2 separate regions of the Mus musculus genome follow, and region 2 is linked to region 1. Evidence: chromatin loops called from intact Hi-C (ENCODE). Cell type or tissue: left cerebral cortex. All regions are shown on one strand. Each heading gives the region's core, and the rest is flanking DNA. Links, peaks and the distances in the headings are about the cores only. Region 1 holds the start of 4930431P22Rik (RIKEN cDNA 4930431P22 gene). Region 2 has its middle 88 kb from the start of Lacc1.

Region 1 (8,788 bases), core at 1,592-5,591:
TCAACTCAGGAAGATGTGTATCTGAATTATCACCTAGTGACTCAAGGCATTGCAGATTCCAAGGTCACTTAGTTAAAGCATCTAGACTAGTATTTATGCTCATAGAATTCTGAAGACAAATAGCAAAGCTACCTACGTAAGGGGGAAAGGGATAGCTATTGACGTTTATTAAATGGTCGTTATGTGGTAGTCACCATTTGAAAGCACTTTGCACACAAAAATAACTTTGATTGCTTTAACTATCCATAAAGATGAGAAGCCAAGACGGATTCAGAAATAATGCTATCTAAAATTAGTAGGGAGTGCATTTGAATCTTGGCATCTAACACACCCAATCTGCTATACTATCTAGGTTCTCTGTCCCACGTGAGCGTGACCACCAGGGAATTATGGCCCCCAAGAATACCCTTTGCAAAAGGAGAAAGCTTAGCTAACATAATGAAAAATTTCTAGGTTTTAAGTTGGTGTCAATAAAAAAAAAGTTTTTTGTTTTATTTTGTTGTTTTTCAAAGAATTCACTAATTGCATGTGGGCAGAGGTCACTGGAGGATGGCTTTCTTTTAGACTGAAGTCCTTAAGTCATTGTTTAACGTGTGACTTGGTTTATGTGGGCTAAACCTGGACACGGGAAGTGAAAATGTAAATAGGAACCCACTTCGGTTCCACTTTGGGAAATGCCATTTAAGGAAACTTTATGACATCGCGTTTTTGTCCAAAGCCTAGGGGTAATGAGTGATAGCATCTAGACAGGCAAACTCAGGCCAGAGTACCACAATTATAAAGGTTCTCAGACAGCTATGCTGTGATATGTGGTCAGTAGGCCTCTTGTGAGCTGTGATGCTCAGCCTCTCAGTCCTCAGAGGACCAAGTAGTGTCCTGGCCCAAAGAAGCACCTTCCTTTGGATAAACTCATGTGGCCTATTTTTATGTAATGTGGGTGGCTGTTACTTAACATTTCTTCTTCCTTTTCTTCAACAATAGTGGCTTTAACTACTTTTAGTGTGTGTGTGTGTGTGTGTGTGTGTGTGTGTGTGTGTGTGTGTGTTACAAATGTGGTAGTCTGAAGATACGTTGTTCGAGTCACTTTAATCTCTCCACCATATGGGACCTAGAGATCAAACTCAGGCCGTCTGGTTGGGTGGCATGTCTTTACACAAATCCCTTGATAGAAAGGCTATTTTTCCTTGTTGATCACCTTGTTTTCCCATCTTATTCATGGATCTTTTCATTTAAGACACATTGCTTAATATCCATTCCAGTTATCTTCCCAATCCTATCGATTTGATGCTATTTTGGTTTCAATTCATGTGCTCTATGGTTTGTTATTTGTGTGGAAAGGTCCTTAGGAAAGGGACATGAAACCCACCAGGGTGACCAACTTACCTGCCTGCCTAGGAAATGTCTAGTTATGGCATCTAAAGTCCTGTTTCCCTGTAACCCTGTGGGGCCTGGTCAAACTAGGATGGTTGTTGCAAAAGGTCTTGTATAGGCAGGATTAATCTTTTTGCACAAAATGAAAAACTCTTCCTCATAAGGCTGGGTTATATAGAGAATAATGGAACAGGAGAGACCTTTGACTTCATGTGGGTAAGTAGATATGAAAGCAAACAATCCCACTCACACCACTAGAGAACCAGGAAAGCTGCTCATGTAATTCAGTCTAAAGCCAAAGGATTGGGGTGGCTTCTGGTACATTTGCTGGAAGCAGAGAATCTAGGGAGCTCCTGGTGCGTGTACTGGAGGCTGAGGATCTGGGCTGCTTGTGGTGTGTGCTGAAGTCCAAAGGCCAGAGAGGTATGCTGTCCAGAAGAAAATGGGTCTCCAAGTTCCAGAAGGGTGGAATTTGAACTGTTGCCCTAGGAAAATCACTGTCAAAGCACTGTTAGGCTGTAAGAAGTTAGGGCAGGGTGGGTGAAACTAAGCAGATGCCCTTGCACAACAAGTACCTGGCTCTGCCTGTCTCTGGGTCTCCATCCTCAAAGTGAAAGGTTGAGACTACATGAGTTTCTCAGGAATTCTAGAATCCCAGATCTTTCTAGGGATTAGATAGGGAGAGAAATAGTTATGGAAACCAATGTTGGAAGTCTTTGGCATACAAAGCTATGGAATTAATTGGTCAGAGGTCACCACACAATCTAGGCTTGTGATTCAGATGGACCAAAAACTAAAGCACTGATAGGCAGAAACTATCCTCAAAGTTTTTGCCAAAGAAGTCCCACTTCTCACACCAGAAGCAAACTCACCATAAGGCAAGACGCTGATATGTAGAAAGAGCTCAGAGACAGGGAAGAGCATCGTAGTGTTGGTTGGATCCTCATACAGTACAGACGCAGAAGCACAGTTTCGATTGCTCCTGTCTGGTGGATCAGTTCTGAGTTTGCAAGAAGGTAAGGTCATAGACCTGAGTGTCTAGGGCTGACCAATTAGTGTCGTATGATCTCTCAGGGGTATATCAACTGGTGTCAGCTTGTTGGCCTTGTTTAGGCAACCACATCCAACACAACTTCTCAGTGGGGTCTTGTCACAGAGCAGCCATGTCAGACACGGGAGACCTGGGTTGGGACGATTAGCATTCTGGTCTCACCAGGTTGGAGTGTAGCCTGCAGAGTTGCTGCTGTGGTTTTCCTGCTCTAGAGAGGCATCACTATGCACCATCAGGGAGCTGTCACTATAGATTAGGGGGAGTCTGTTCAGTTTGCTGATTCTCTTAGGGCTGAATCCTCATCATGTTTTTCCGCCCAGACTTCAGACCCCAAGCTTTGGTAGTCTGGGTGGCTGAGATGGGAACTGTCACAGAGTCTATGGAATCTACTGCACACTGTGAGATGAATCTGGATGTTATTATACTATGTTTTTTATTGCTGTTTAGTTTTTCCCACATGCATGTTATTATTCCAAAAACAAACCTGTTAAATAATATATTCTCACATATTTGGTTATGGCAAGAACTTTCTTATTACTGACCATTGTTTCTGACTAAGCCAGGTTAGAAGAAGACCGACTTTTGAAGAACATTCTAGGCCAATCTCTGCTCTGTTTAGTACTGTAATGGAGGGACCCAACTCTGAACTCATTTTGACATGCTACCTTGGGCATTCTCTGGTTACTAGGGACCATATAGAATATCCCAGAAGCTCCGTCATTCTGATCCTAGCAACACAGAATAGGTGGCCATAGTCCTTGGATCACTCTGACTTGACATGTCATTTCAAAGCTTGAGAGAGCTGATGGCAGGAACAGATCCTTCATACCACGCTGCCACATGTCCCATGAGTCTCCAAGGGTCTTGTGGGCTCTACTTCTGAGTGTCCCAGCAAGACTACGATCAAAAGATCATCCACTATTTTCTCTCATAGTCCTTCTTTCAAGCAGAACTCATCACTGGAGGTTCTGTTGACATAAGACAGAGAGAAGGTTCGAAGACGATAATAGTTATTACTGACAGTGTAGTCCATGCACTCATGGCAGCGGGGGGGGGGGGGGCACTCATTATATTTGGGAGGCTTTGAATCCCCTCTGCCCTTGGAGCCTGGCCTTAGATTGACCCTGAATGAAGAGCAAGGCTCTCCAAGGGCCACTGTCAGCACTCCCCAGGATGACTACTACACATGGGAGGAGTCAGGGTGTGGGGGTCCTGTTCTGACTCTGTCATCCTGGGCCCCAGCCATGGCGGTTTCATAACAGAAGAAAGCTAAGCTGCGAGCACGTTGCTAGGCTGTGGCTATTTATTTTTATAAATGAGCCCAGGCTTAATTTAGAAAGCAGCTTTTGCTTTTGCTTTCTACATCCCAGCATCGGCTGTCTGTCTGGCAGGCAGGCACTGTCAAAGAATCTCATTTCTGACCCAACAAGAGCTCGTGGGTGGATAGGGGCAGCAAAGGGGTTGGCGGAAGGCCGATGCCAGCCAGGCTGCATTACAGGGAGGCAGAGACACGTGGCTGTGCCACTAGTGTCCTATTCTGCTTCCGTGTGAGCTTCATTTGTGACACCTACGTAGTCCTCGCTTGGAATAGCAGGGTGAAAAGCAGCCCTGACGCTCACGTCTCCTTTGATGAGCTACACACCAGCATACAGCAGAACAGAAGGCCTTGGGAAAGACGGTCCAGTCAGGTGCCAGAACGGGTGACACCAACGATCTCTGTTCTTTGGAGGCAGCTATTTTAATAGAGCCTAATTACAGTGGCTATTTGGATGTGCAAGTATTTTGATTTAGCTGATAAATGCCATTTTTTAAAAAAGCAAACGAATAAAGTGGACATTTTACACTCCACTTGTGAAGCTTGATCTCCACTAATTGTCAACCTCCATGTTCAGGAGTCAAGGGTATATATAGTTCAGGGACAGGGGAGGGAATGGGTGGTAGAACTCCAAAATCAGAGACTATCAAGAGCCAGGTAATGGTTAAAACAATGTAAGCACAAGGGGTAACGTGCCTGTCAGATGGGAGCATATCCAGCCCACAGGAAAACAGGAGCCTATAAAGTAAAAGAAACAGAGCCAATCAGATCTGCTTGCGAGGGAAGAGATGGAGGAAACGGTGAGAAAATGGTTACACAAGAGGCAGTGAGTATATGTTTTGGCTTCGCCTGTTCTGAGTTTGCTGCATCAAAACACCTTGTCATAAAAGCTTTATAAAATTAACCAAGAAAATAGTCCATTTAGGAGTTAGAACTTGTTTTGGTTCTTTGAGCATGTCTGACTCAGAAATGTCTACACATTTCACTCTAGGGCTTCTTGGAGCCTCAGTTTCCCCATTTTTAAAAAAAATGACCTTCCTGTTTTCCAGCCTTTTGTTCTCCTTTCAAGTGACATGACAGGGGATGAGCCAGCAGCTTGGAAACCGCCCCGGGCCACCTGGAGAAAGACGCTTGCGTGAATGACGGACATTCGAAGAGATGAGTCTTCTATGACTCAAGGATCGCAAAATTGAGGCAGAGTGGCCATGACTGCCTTGTGATTCACACAGTGTTGCCGTTGGCTGGAGGGGTGGTGTGTCCTCTGACTTTGCTCTAGCAAGCGTGGAGCCTAAGTATCTTTACGCAAGTTCTGTGGATCAAGGAGCTTGAGGGGATTAGGTTTGAAGAGCTGAGGATAACTGGTGTTTCAGACTGATCGGGAGTTTTACCCTACAAGGAACAGTGGTGGCCTGGTATTGGACAATTATTGGTTTCCTTTGCCAGATTATGCTGTGGTTTGTCAAACTTGATGCCACAATGCCCTGGAGGCAGTTTCAGTGTGATTAAAGGTGGAGCTCAGAGAATATTCTCTTCAGCCAATTTCTGCACGTCTGTTCTAGGCTGTTCAAAGGAAGAGCCTTCGTCTTGCAAAATGAAGGCCCGCTGACTTGGGTAAATCCTTCAGGATTCAAGCAAGATGGCAGAGAGCTGGGGCCTGGGCCTTCAGGGGACACCCTGGCTCCCACTGGGCAGGGCCCATCTTCTCAGTCCTGGAATGCTGTCAAAGACCCAGCTCCACTTGGGACATCCACTCATCCCTATTTTTATGAACGAAGGTGCTACCTACCCCGGTACATTTAGTCTTTGTTCCTGGCCCTGTTCCCTTTTTTTTATTGTTGCTGTGTCTTCGCCTTTTGAAGTTCTTCTAGATTCTTTCCTCGGGCATCCTGTTTGGATCCCTCGCCCCCGTGTTGACAGATAAGAGCCAAGAACAGCCCTGTTCCCGCAGGAGGCTAGCATTTGGCTCAGAAGATAGAGAGGGAAGTGGCTTCTCTCCCTGACTGCTCTTTAGGTTGATGTGGGGATTTATCCTGAGAGAAGTGTGGCATCTCCCCCAAGCCCCCACCAGCAATGGGCCTATATACCAATGCGCTTTGCCTTTATTTTATCTAACTAGGTGATGAGAGATTTTCTTTCTGTTTCTGTATAGACGGGCTAGGCAACCCCATGGGCCTCCCCTGGGCCTGCAGTGCACACTACAATGGCTATTGTTACCACTGTGACAACCTTGAGTAGATCAGGCAGTCGTTGAAGCCTCGGGCACTGTCTTTATCTTTCCGTCCTCCCTCCTCATGAGAGCACGCCTGGTTTGGCTGGAGACGGATGGCTAACCACTTGCGTCTCTGAAGACATCAGTGACACATACTAACCACATGGCGGATACCCTTCTCATTCTTTACTAATATTTTAGGGAAGATGTATTGCTACAGTCACTGCTGTGTATAGCAAGTCCAGAAACTGTTGCTTGCCCGAGACTAGCGGGGCCAGCACACATTCAGAAGTGGGAAAGCCTGCTCTGTGGGCAAATGGATTTCTTGTGTGCTTCAGAGTGATCTGGTCCCGCCACCCCCCCCCCCCACTCCTTCTGACCCGCCTATTGTAAACAAAGGTCTAGTGTCTCTTAGACTAGAGGATGTTCTGTGGACAGAGTGACAGACAGGGTGACCCAACGTCTCCCAAATAACAAGAACCAGTGAGGGAGAGAAAGCAGAGCTTTGAAAAGTGACGAGAAAGATTCCTGTCTTAGGATCTGAAACTAATGCCTGAGTCCATGGGTGGCCAGGAGAAGGCTCTGGAAGGAACATCCCTTAGGGGTGCAAGTGCTTCTGGGTATACAAACTCAGTGTTAGAGGGAAAGAACATTTCTGGAAGGTTCGTTAACTATTTCAGCATCATCTTCAACTTGACACCAGACACTTCAAAAATTCCTGAATTCTGCTGCATAGCTTGCAATTGTCCCTTTTCCTCTTCATTCTGGCTTAAGCTCGAGCAGCCAATGGGCAGGGTAGGAAGCTGGCAAGGATTTACACCAGAGCGGTTAGACATCCGGAGGCTCTTTCCACTTGTTCCTGTGACAAAGCTAAGTTGCCTTGCCCAGTATGGCTGAAGTCACCAGGGGTTCAAGGTTTAAGGCTGTAGTTGGGGAGTACAAATGAAAGAAGTTGTCTGAATTGTGCACCTGCTCTTGTGCACACACGCACATGCTTGCACACGCATACACTCACACCGAGACAGGAGAGAGGGGAACAGTCTCAACTGTGATGGCTGGGACAAATTGATCTATTGGAGCAGAGCCCTCTGGATCTCATGAGCAGCTTCATGGACACTTCTGCATGCAGTCAGGCAGTGCTCTCTGGCCTATACAGGTGTGTGCTGAGCCCCTTTAACGCAGGATGCACCCTGAGTTAATGATGTGCCAGTGAGGGATGCTACAGGTAAAATGTATTCTGCTTTTCTGATGATCAATACCTTACGGATGAGTTTGCCTGGATCTCTGGGGATGGAGGTGGGGGTGGGGGTGTTTCTTGTGGGACTGAGCCTCAGTTGCTTTCTCCCTACACCCCCCCACCCCATCCCCAGAGTCACATTTTAGAAGCAAAACTAAGAGAAAGGCCACTAAACTAAACTAAGAGACTTCCACTTTCCTGAGCACTTCACAATGCCATGCAGCCTTTTAGCCGGCTCTTTGAGATCTCGCTTGCATTGGGTGTGTCTGATGTTCTAACAAGCTCTTGATGCAGTAGTGGGAGGGAGACTCCTCCAGAGCCCAAGAAGGTGGAGGCAGAGCTCAGTGGGCTGCGCTCAAGCTCCTCTGTTCCCTGGCTCCCAGCGGCCTGCAGATTGAACTTGTAACAGGCAGACACAAGAATGCGTGTTTCGAGCATTTTGTAACCTGCCTCCCACAAACCAAAAGGCACCCTCCCCCTCCCCTTTCCTCCCTGTCTTGTTCTTGACATTTTAAACACAGTGAGTATTCAGCTGATTTCGCACTTCCGACACCTCCCTCTTGTGCTGGCTCCCTGTCCCTTCAGATCTGAGAATCCCAGTCATATGTTCCACCCAGAGACCACTGGGGCTTCCTTTCTGAAGATCACACTCTCTGCCTTGACTTTGAGCACTTCTGTCTTTTTCTCCTGTGGGCCAGTCTTCGGTAACCCTGAACCACTGCGGGGGCAGGGCTGGGGTGGGGGGCGGGGCTGGGGCAGGGGGGCGCGGCGGGGCGGGGGTGCTGAGCTGGGCAGAGGTTTTCCTGCCCATCCTAGAAAAACAAAACAAAAACCCCAAAACAGTGCTGTTGTTCCCCCACCCCCCACTCGTCCTCATTCTGTTCTCTCTGAGACAAGTGTGCAAGCAGTCCAGCCACCATTTTCAGTCCTTCTGTGGGGGCTGGCCAAAGCTGAAATGTCTGGTTCGGTTTTCTGCTTAAAGTATAAAGAGGAACAATAATCTCTCTCTGCTGGGCCTGTCTTGATTATGACCCACAAGTGAAGTGCTGGCGCGGCCCACCTGACTTCTGGTGCGGAATGCAGCAGTCCACACACAGAGAAACACAGAGAAAGACTGGGCCTGGCTGTCCACACTGGAGGCTGGGTTCCAACCAGCCAAGGCGCAGAGGAGGAAGAAAGCTTTCTAGATGGAGCCAGAGTAGCAGATGCTAAGCAGCGCCTGGAACTGATTGTAGGGAGAGAGAAAAAGTCAACAGGAGGGAAAGGAAGGGAGGAGGGAGCAAACAGAGGGTAGGGGGGTGGGAGAGAAGGAAAAGTCACTCACAGAGGGTAACTACACAGAGGAGTGGCCATTGCCACCTATAAGGCTTTGAGAGGCACCAAAGCCATTTGTCACTCTATCCAGTTTGAATTGGAGGCAGCGTGCAAACCAAGCCAATGTGTGGTTGATACCTCCTCTCTTTAAGGCTCCCGACTGAGGGAGAGGGAAATGATCTTTTGTCTTCAAGTACTTGTCTGGTTTCTAGTCTTTGTTCTCTGCTGTGTGCTAGCTTGGGATGAAACCTTCAGTTTCTTTGAGCAGAGGCAGTACAAGAGAACTTTGCT
Region 2 (8,788 bases), core at 3,125-7,124, 190 kb after region 1:
TTATTGTGTGTATGTATGTGTCAAGTTTTCCTAGTATATCTTTTTAAATATAATTTCCCCTATCTATTAGATTATCTTAGGCTCGTTGTCAGAATTTCTTGTTCAGGGTTTCTTTGTGAGCCATTGCACTATTCATTATCCTCCATCATTTAGTCAGCACCATACTGTTTTGATTACCCGAGCTTTGTGGGGAATTCTGAAGTTAGAAAGTACAAGCCTTCCGGCTTTGTTCTTTTTCAAGTGTGTTTTGTGTATTCAGTGTCCCTTGGAATCCCACACATGGCACAGCTTCTAACCACACTCAACTCCATTTAAAACTATGGGCAAGTAAACCTAGGTCAAAGACATTGAGAAGAACTGATTATGTGTTCATGTACAAATCTCTGGTCATATTTAGTGGATAATGTGTTCCCTGACAACGAGTCAGGAATAATTAAAAGCAGACATTTCTTCATATGAGATACAATTATCCTGTTCTGGAAGGAAATAGAAAGCAGATAATCTGCCAATAACTTCCCGTTCTCTGAACTGTCTGCCTTGAAGTATTGTCAGATGACAGGCATGTGGAAGTTGAATACATTCAACATTATCCTTGGCGTTTCTTTTCAACGTAACAGCAGTAAGGCTCATCGAATTTCATCAAACTTAGTTCAGAGGTGACCACTGTAGGAACCCATGGCTATAGAATTACCCCACAGTCTCTCATCAGCATCCTAAGTGACAACTCTTATCATCAGAAACTGGGATGCTCCCAAACTATCCCCAAGCTTTGAATATCTAAACAAAGTCAAGCAGGGTGAACATTCAACAGACTCTTTTGTCTAAAATAGCAGTAAGGCTCCTATTGGAAGGTCAACAACAGTAGAGACCTTCCAGAAAACAAAATTCAAAACGTGTACTTAGAACTTAAATGACACGCTTTCAATGGTACCAAAATTCATTCCTGAAACCAAACCATTATTTTGTGGGACTGTTTTGTAACCAGTTGTAAACTTCGGGTAGACAGAGGTTATCTTACTTATCACGCATCCTCAGCACTTTGCTCACTTCCAAACACATAGTGGAATTCAAAAAATAGATGTTCGTTGGATAGGTAAAGTGTTGTCTGCTCAGTCTGCATTCTGTTGTGGCAACAGAACACCTGAGGCTAGATTATACACACACACACACACACACACACATATATATATATATGTATATATATATATATATATATATACACATATATATATATATATATACACACACATATATATGTTTATTTGAAGGAGAGTTCTGGAGACTGGACATCCAAGAACATAGCATCAGCATCTATTTGGTCTTGTGCTGCTTCAAGTCATGGTGAAAAGAGGAAGGGCTTCATGTGCCATGAAGGCAAAATACAAGGCCACTGGAGAAGGCTGTAATGCATTCACAAAGGCTCTGCTTCTGCTCACTGAGTGTCCCTGTCTCACACTGCCCAAACCTTGGCAGGATTCGTGGTAGGGACATGTCACATGCAAACCATAGCATAGGCTTTCCTGAGCCGTGCTGGATGTAGATGCAAAAAGATCCAAAGAGCTTAAAATCACACTGTCTCTGACCTATAAACGGATGGCATGATCTAGCACAAAGCCACCTGGCAGTGGGGGTAGGGTGTTATAACTTTGGGTGCTTGCAGAAAAACAAGGAGAAATGGGATGCATCAATAGAAGGCATCTTGTTCCTTGTTCTTTGCCAAGTGTAAGATGTATCCTTCCTTGGGAATTAGCTCCTTTAGCGGAATTCCCTGTTGTGTTGGGTTCACTTGGAGGACAATCCCAGCCCAGCCCATGTCCTACCAGTAAAGCAGCAGGCAACACAGACTTGGGTCAGCACAGCTCTGAAGAATTGTAAGACCTAATGGGGCAGCTCTGTAGGTGGTTCACTGATAGCTGAAGCCCTGGAACACTGCCCAGTTAACCTTAGTATTCATTTCCGACATGTACCCAATTCATCTTTCTTAGTGACGTTATAAACTTGGTCTTGTTGCTTGATTTAGAGACACGTCCGGTGGCCACTGACATGACAAAGAAGCTTCTAGGCTTCCTGCACTAAATGCTAAACGTCTTGTTAATGATACCATGTTCCTCCTATTATTGTTAGCTTTATTATTGTTTTAGTTAGCATTGAAAACAATGGGTCTCATTGTGACATATTCTTACATATGTATATCTTTGTGCTATGATTATTTTTATCCTATATCACCCTCCTGATATCTCCTCTCTCTCACCTTTCATCCTTTTCTATGCCCAACTAGTACCCCTTTAGTTTTCATATAGAACACATAGAACACACACAAGCACACACACACAAGCACACACACACATACACACACTTTTGTATTCTGGGTATATAGGATAATATAGTAGCTCTTTGCCTTATTCTTCCTCTGTCTTTTCATTCATTTCCCCCTGTCCCTTTAGACTTCTTCCTTTATATTTGTAATCCCCCCTCCACTTTCAGTTTTACACACACACACACACACACACACACACACACACACTACACACTATTTGTCTTTCTGAACTGGCTTAATTTGCTTAACATGTTGAACACCTAGTTCATCTTTTTTTCTATGACATTTCATTCTTCTCTCTAGTGAGATGGAATTTCATTGTGTACTTATACCACATTGTCATTACCTGCTCATGTGATGATGGTCATTAAAGCTGTTCTGTATAATGGTGATGTGAACAGTCCAGCAGAAATCGTGTCTCTAAGATAATATAGATCCCTCAGGACACATCTCTAGAAACGACGCTTTGGGTTATAGGGCAGCTCTCTTTAGTTTTCTGAGGAACCTCAAAACGATTTTTCATAGCGGTTGTCCCAGCTTACATCCCTGCCAGCAATAATAGTTTCTGCCTCTACATCTGAACAGAACTTACCTTCTTGATAGAGCCATTCTCACAGGGTCACATTCTCCTGACTGCTAAAGATGTTGAGCAATTTTTCAGATACTTACTAAGCATTTCTACTTTTGCCCCTGAGAACTCTCTGATCAGTTCAGTTGCCCATTTCCTGATTGGATGGTTTGGAAGACTGTTTAGGTGTTTGAGATTCTGAGTTCCCTCTGTGTTCTATTTAAATACTTTCCCTTCTTTAGAAGCCTCTGCTGGCCACTCAGTTTTGCAGTCTGTGGGCTGGTAAGGTTTTTCTTTTTGTCTGATTATTCCCTACTTATAGACACCCTGGGGTGACTAATGGTCAAGCTTGGGGCAGGAAGATTCTCTAAAATATGTTGAAAATGGTCCAAGTAAGAAACAGTACTGAGACCTGAGCATGTAGAATTCTCTTTTTAAATCCCAGCAAGCATTAATCAGTGTGCCAGAATGACGCAGTGCAGGGTGCCCAGTGTTCTTAGTCTTAGCTACTGTGAGCCTCAAGGCATGTAAGTGGCCCTGGAAGTTGACCTTCTGTGGCCCTCAGGCTTGGACTTACCACACCCCAACATTCCTCTCCGCTGAGATCAGCCTCTGAGGGTAGGAACTGATATCTGTGCATTCAATGGCCTAAGCTGAACCTCCTTGCTAACTGCAAGCTTCGGTGCCAGCTTTCAGGTCTCTCTTCTCCATAATTGTCTCCTGTGGCTGTTTCTCACCCTGAAGATGTGATTGAATCCAAGCCCCCCACCCCCTCCTGACTTACAAATGCTCCTGTTTTTCAGGACCTCTGGATTCGGATTGTTGTCTTATAGAGGACTGAACTTGGGGCTTCCCACGTGCCAGGCAAGCATGTCACCCCTGAGCTGTATCCATACCCATCCCTGTGCCTTTTTATCAGTGGTCCTCAGCCTTCCTAATGCTGCGACCCTTAAATATAGTCTCTCATGTTGTGGTGACACACCCCCACCCCCACCATAAAATTATTTCATTGCTACTTCTTAACTGTAATTTTGCTGCTGTTATGAATTATAATGGAAACATCTATATGTCTAATATGAGACCCCCAAAGGGGTCAATACTTACAGGTTGACAACTGCTGCTTTTTATATTGAGGCAGAATTCTGGGCTAACCTTGAACTTACTCTGTTAGCTTAGCAGGCCTCCAATGGGTAATCCCCCTGCCTCATTCTTCCAATTATTAGGATTATAAATTTTTATCACTCTACCTGGTGGCTTAAATGGTTTCAAATTCTAGTTTCTCTCTCAAGGTGGTATCCAGGTATGGTACTCCAAATCACAGGGTATGACATCACGGACCTCCTTTCACTGATAACCTATTCTGCAGGGCAGTCAGTATCTCACAAAACCTTCATCAGTATTTGAAGCTTGCATGAGGCTTGCCCTGTGGGTATGTTCCATTTTATTCTGCCTGACTTGAGGCTTCTGTTTCCTTTCTTATGGTCCAAGAAGAACCTATAGTGCCCTCCTTAGGTATACTTAACTGCCTCCTTTTTTTTTTTTTTTAACTTCTTTCAAAACCAAAAGACCCTCTTATTTTACAACTTTTACAGGAAGTCTTTGCAGATACGCAGGTATGGACAGTCCCAAAGATTAGAGCTATGTAAACTCATCATGGGGTCTCAGATGGTGAGCATCCTACCTAGCAGAAATAAATGCTCGTCACCACCCTGTGTCAACTTTCTTTTCCCACCTAGGCCTCTTGTCTTGTAAGCTGCCCCTAACCTACCAGGGGAATTACAGGCGGCATGAGTTTTGCCTGTTTGCTTTGTGTGCATCTAAATATCCTGATAACCTACTCCCTAGAGAGGACCTCGTAACCAGGCAACGCAAGTCATGCTCCAATTGTGAAGTCCTCTATCCACTTTGACTGTGGTGAGCTTTTTCAAAACAAGAACACTAAAAGCAGAGCCGTAGCCATCTCATCGGGTTCTGTCCTCTACAAAGAGCTAACAGACCCATTCCTCCTTATGAGTGTTTAGAAATTATGATACAAATACTTTTTTTAAAAAGTCTAAAACAGTGCATTCCACCTAAGAAGAAGATGTAAAACAAAACAATAAACCCCTGTTTTAAACAGAAAAGAGGGAGATGGAAGGGAGCTATCTCCTGTCTGGTGACAGTTTATTTTAGGCCTGATTCTTTCTCCATTTATAATTTAGTGCCACTTGTGTTTTGAGAAACACTGCCAAGTCAGATGGGTCTCTTAGGCAGGGACTTAATCTACACTGTTAAACACAGCTGTTCTGGTGCCTGAAGTCCTTAAGAGTCCAGCAGGACCTGAGCTAGTAAAATAAACTCAGAAAGAACCGTCTGGATTTGGGCTTCTACACACAAACCAAGCACAAATGAGCATGGAGCCAGCAGTCCTCCTGGGCCAAGGTCAGAGGCAGTCCAGGGACACAGACTTGGGAAGAGCGTTCTGTGCAGCACATCTGCTTTAAAAGCAGCTCGGAGTTGGACATGCTGGCCTTTAATCTGCAGGGCTTTGTTTTTAATGAGGGAAAGGGATCCTGATTAGTACTGCCAATGTCAGCACTTTTTGTAATAAATACTGCATTTATGAGGAATTTGGCCATCAGGTTCTGCATGATTAAATGGCCCTCAAGTCCCCCTGCCTCCACCCATGCTTCTGTTACCTAAAACAGAGAACATAATTATCCAGGTGAAAGGAGGGGCTTCCTCTCTAGTGCCAACTAGTTCTATTCAGGTCATGGCATGGCCGTGGCATGCAGGCCAGTATTGCACAGATGGATCGGGCTGGAACTCGTTCCTCAGGCTGCATTGGTTTGTGTGTGACTTAGCAGACCTGCTGTCATCTGGCTTTTCAGCACCACAGTTCCTCTAGAGCAGCCAGAATTCTCAGTTCTCACACCCTAGGCCAGAGCCTCTTCATCTTGCTTGATTTCATCTTCTTTAGATGCATGCTTGGGTATATTGTCAAAATCACGGGAATTGCACCGATCAATGACAATGAGAATCTGGTTGTGTGGGGGTAGGGTTATGCAATAGAAGAGCATGATTTTGTTGTTGTTGGCATTATGTACTAAAATTTAGACTTTATCTATTCAGTGAGCTTATCACATACAGAGTCAAAGAAAGGCAAAGGTATTCAGGACAATTAAAAACAAACAAGATGTCTACCAATGGGGGATTCGTTTCTTTAAAAGGAGGTATTCCTACAGGAGATGCAGTGTGTCTACAGAAGCAGGCCTTGTACATTGTACTTGTTGACTTGAGAGAAGTTCTATCACACAGGTATGACCAAAGGAATGAAATAGTGATGAAACTGAGAAACTCCCACTTATGTGTAAATCAAAGAAGTCACACATGACACTGTGGTCCAATCTAGTAGCATCACACAAACAGCCTGACAACAAAAAGTTAGCAAACTTTCAGAAAACACCAGAGAAGGGATGTGTGATTCCTAACCCACAGCAGCACACCTCTACAGAGCCTGTGTTCTCTCTTATCGACATCATAATAGGTGGTCTCTCCTCAGCATCCTTCTCTACTGTCAACCAAAAACTTTACTATCATTTGCAGAAGAGTCAGACCCCTCTGAGCCACCCCACCTCCATCTTCCCCCTTCCATGAGCAAATTCTTCACTGAACCATCATCTGAAAGATAAAGCACACCGAGGACATACTAAATGAACAAGAGTTCTTTGCTGTGTTGCAAAAGGAACAAAGGGTGTCTATGCGTTCACTCCACCATGACAGCGTTTTACCTTGTAACAAGTATGGAGCTAAAAATCACTGTCTATTCTAGAGACACACAGAGGTTCCTGCAGGGACGTGGACAACATTCTCAAGAACACTCACCTGGGTTAGAATTTCCCTGTGACCTTCTCTCTTCCCTTCTGTTGCTTTCTAGCTTCTGAATTATTCATGAACATGTTTTGTTTGCACTAGAAATTAAAAACTAAATAAATTCATCAAAGTGGACAAAGAAAAGTCACAGTGACATCACAGGAAACAGCACATGTGAAAAATTAAACAAAATTTGTGTGTGTGTGTGTGTATGTTTAGGTAAATACAGTTAAACTTTCTCTTCCTGTGTTCAACATCAACCAGCCCCACTAGTTTTTGCAATGATTTGAATTCCTCCTACATGTGAAGTTCTTAAGCTGATTATTTCACACATTAATTTATTTGACAACCCATCAACCCTGTTTAATGTGTGAGTGCACTGGGGTGTGACTTGGACTTCACTGATCAATTGCAAGAAATGTTAAACAGTCTGAACTAAAGTTTGATCTTTATTCATTCTCCCTGGGAATAGGGACTCAGCATCTACACATTTGTATCCCGTTCCATCTCTGTACTCCAGTGGTTCTCAACTTGTGGGTCGAGACCCTTTGGGGGTTGAATGATCTTTTCATAGGGCTCACCTAAGGTCATTGGAAAACACAGATATTTACATTACAATTCATAAAAATAGCAAAATTACAGTTATGAAGTAGCAACAAAAATAATTTCATGTGGGGGGGGGTCACCACAACATGAGGGACTGCATTAAAGGGTCATAGCATTAGGAATGTTGGGAACCCCCGTTCTATACTCACACATCCTTGTACTGCCTCCCCAATCTATAGCTGCTTTTTATTTTCCTTTTTATAATTCCTGAGCCACACAAGTTTCCCTCGAAGAGGAGGAGCCTGCCAGAGCAGTCTAACTTGTGACTCATGAGCTTCTCTTAGCTTGGGGAATTCTGCAGGGAGGTTTGCGACATATCCCTGCCAAGGTCCCTCACAGAACGTCAGTAGCCAGTGCCAGGCAGCTGGCACTCCTTGTTCCCTAGAAAGGAGCTTGTTAATCAGACTCTCCAACCACAAATGCCAAACTGTCCCCTTGCTCACTGCTGTTAAGTTCTATCCTGGGAGTTCCAGAAAGCAGAATGTGTCACCTGACAATTATACTTACACATCAGCGTTCCTTTGGGACTGGAATTAAATAGCCAAGTCCATTCTAGTTGTGGGCTAAAAGCAGATTTCTTTGTGAGGAGAAAGGAAATAGCTACTCCTTAAAGCCCCAAATGTCCTTGAACTCTTGGAGAAGTGATTGGAAGTAGGCGTTAGTAGGGAAGCTACAGAAAAGCCATCAGAGGAAAATGTTTAAAGAAAGTCACTGACAATTCTCTATGGCAGGACAGGACTCAGTGATATTATATAATTATCAAGCAGCATTTCAGCAACCGTAGCAGAGCGCCTGTCTCAGTCTTTTTAGTCTAGTGAAACTTGTCTTTTTATTCTCTAATGAAGAGGCCCTGTGTGCCAACATGGGTAGATGAGCCTGTTGAACGAGAGCCTCGTGTTTGACAGGATCCTTGCTTTCTCAGGTTCTAGTCTGACTTAGGAGGTATTGCGTTATGGCCTCATAAGGGAAAAGACCAATTTGCCAAGAACTCCAGGTTCTTCCATCCTTGAGAGCCCAGCTCGGTGGAGTCATTGTGTTCCCTGTGAAGTCTTCCTGGTTGGCTTTCCTCCTAGATGTCTCTCTGTGGATGTAATCACACTGTATGCCTCTCTGCCACCTCCCCATCACAGTTACTGCTCTGTATTTATACTATGATTCTTCATTTACTATCCAACACCACTCAAGGATTTAAACTTACATGGCAACATAGGACCAAGAGCTTTTTGTTAATCTTTTTTTCTCATGCTTCATATGTTTGATCATCATTAGTGCTCAATAATTTCACTTCCTGTTGAGAGGATGACTGATTTAGGTGGTTATTGTTAGAGGAATAAAGGGGCCAAAGCAGAGAAGATAAAAAAATGTCCAGACCAAAGTTACCATGAAGGCAGAAAAAGATGGGACCCGTAGATTCTTCCTGTTTGATTTAGAAATAGAAGGTGGGT

Evidence for each region. Hi-C counts contacts between places; a loop is a spot of excess contacts. Peaks named below come from ENCODE experiments on the same cell type or tissue, not always from the same donor. Only the 100,000 strongest peaks of a DNase experiment are listed, where the experiment ranks them.
Region 2: a loop joins it to region 1, with 2.5 times the contacts of the local background. A loop is called at or near these places in 1 of 42 quality-filtered maps.

Annotation. Positions count from the first base shown.
Region 1 is chr14:76,756,962-76,765,749 of GRCm38, forward strand. It overlaps 4930431P22Rik (RIKEN cDNA 4930431P22 gene), which reads left to right and starts at 3,170. Exons shown (of 2, transcript NR_153763.1): 1 at 3,170-3,414; 2 at 4,787-5,254. In left cerebral cortex, for the core only: no CTCF peak of the experiment used is centred there; DNase peaks (open chromatin) are centred at 3,227, 3,862, 4,463, 4,881 and 1 more place; H3K27ac peaks cover 3,791 bases.
Region 2 is chr14:76,943,916-76,952,703 of GRCm38, forward strand. No RefSeq gene overlaps it. Among named protein-coding and RNA genes, the nearest start is that of Lacc1, 88 kb to the right of the region's middle. In left cerebral cortex, for the core only: no CTCF peak of the experiment used is centred there; DNase peaks (open chromatin) are centred at 3,279 and 5,204.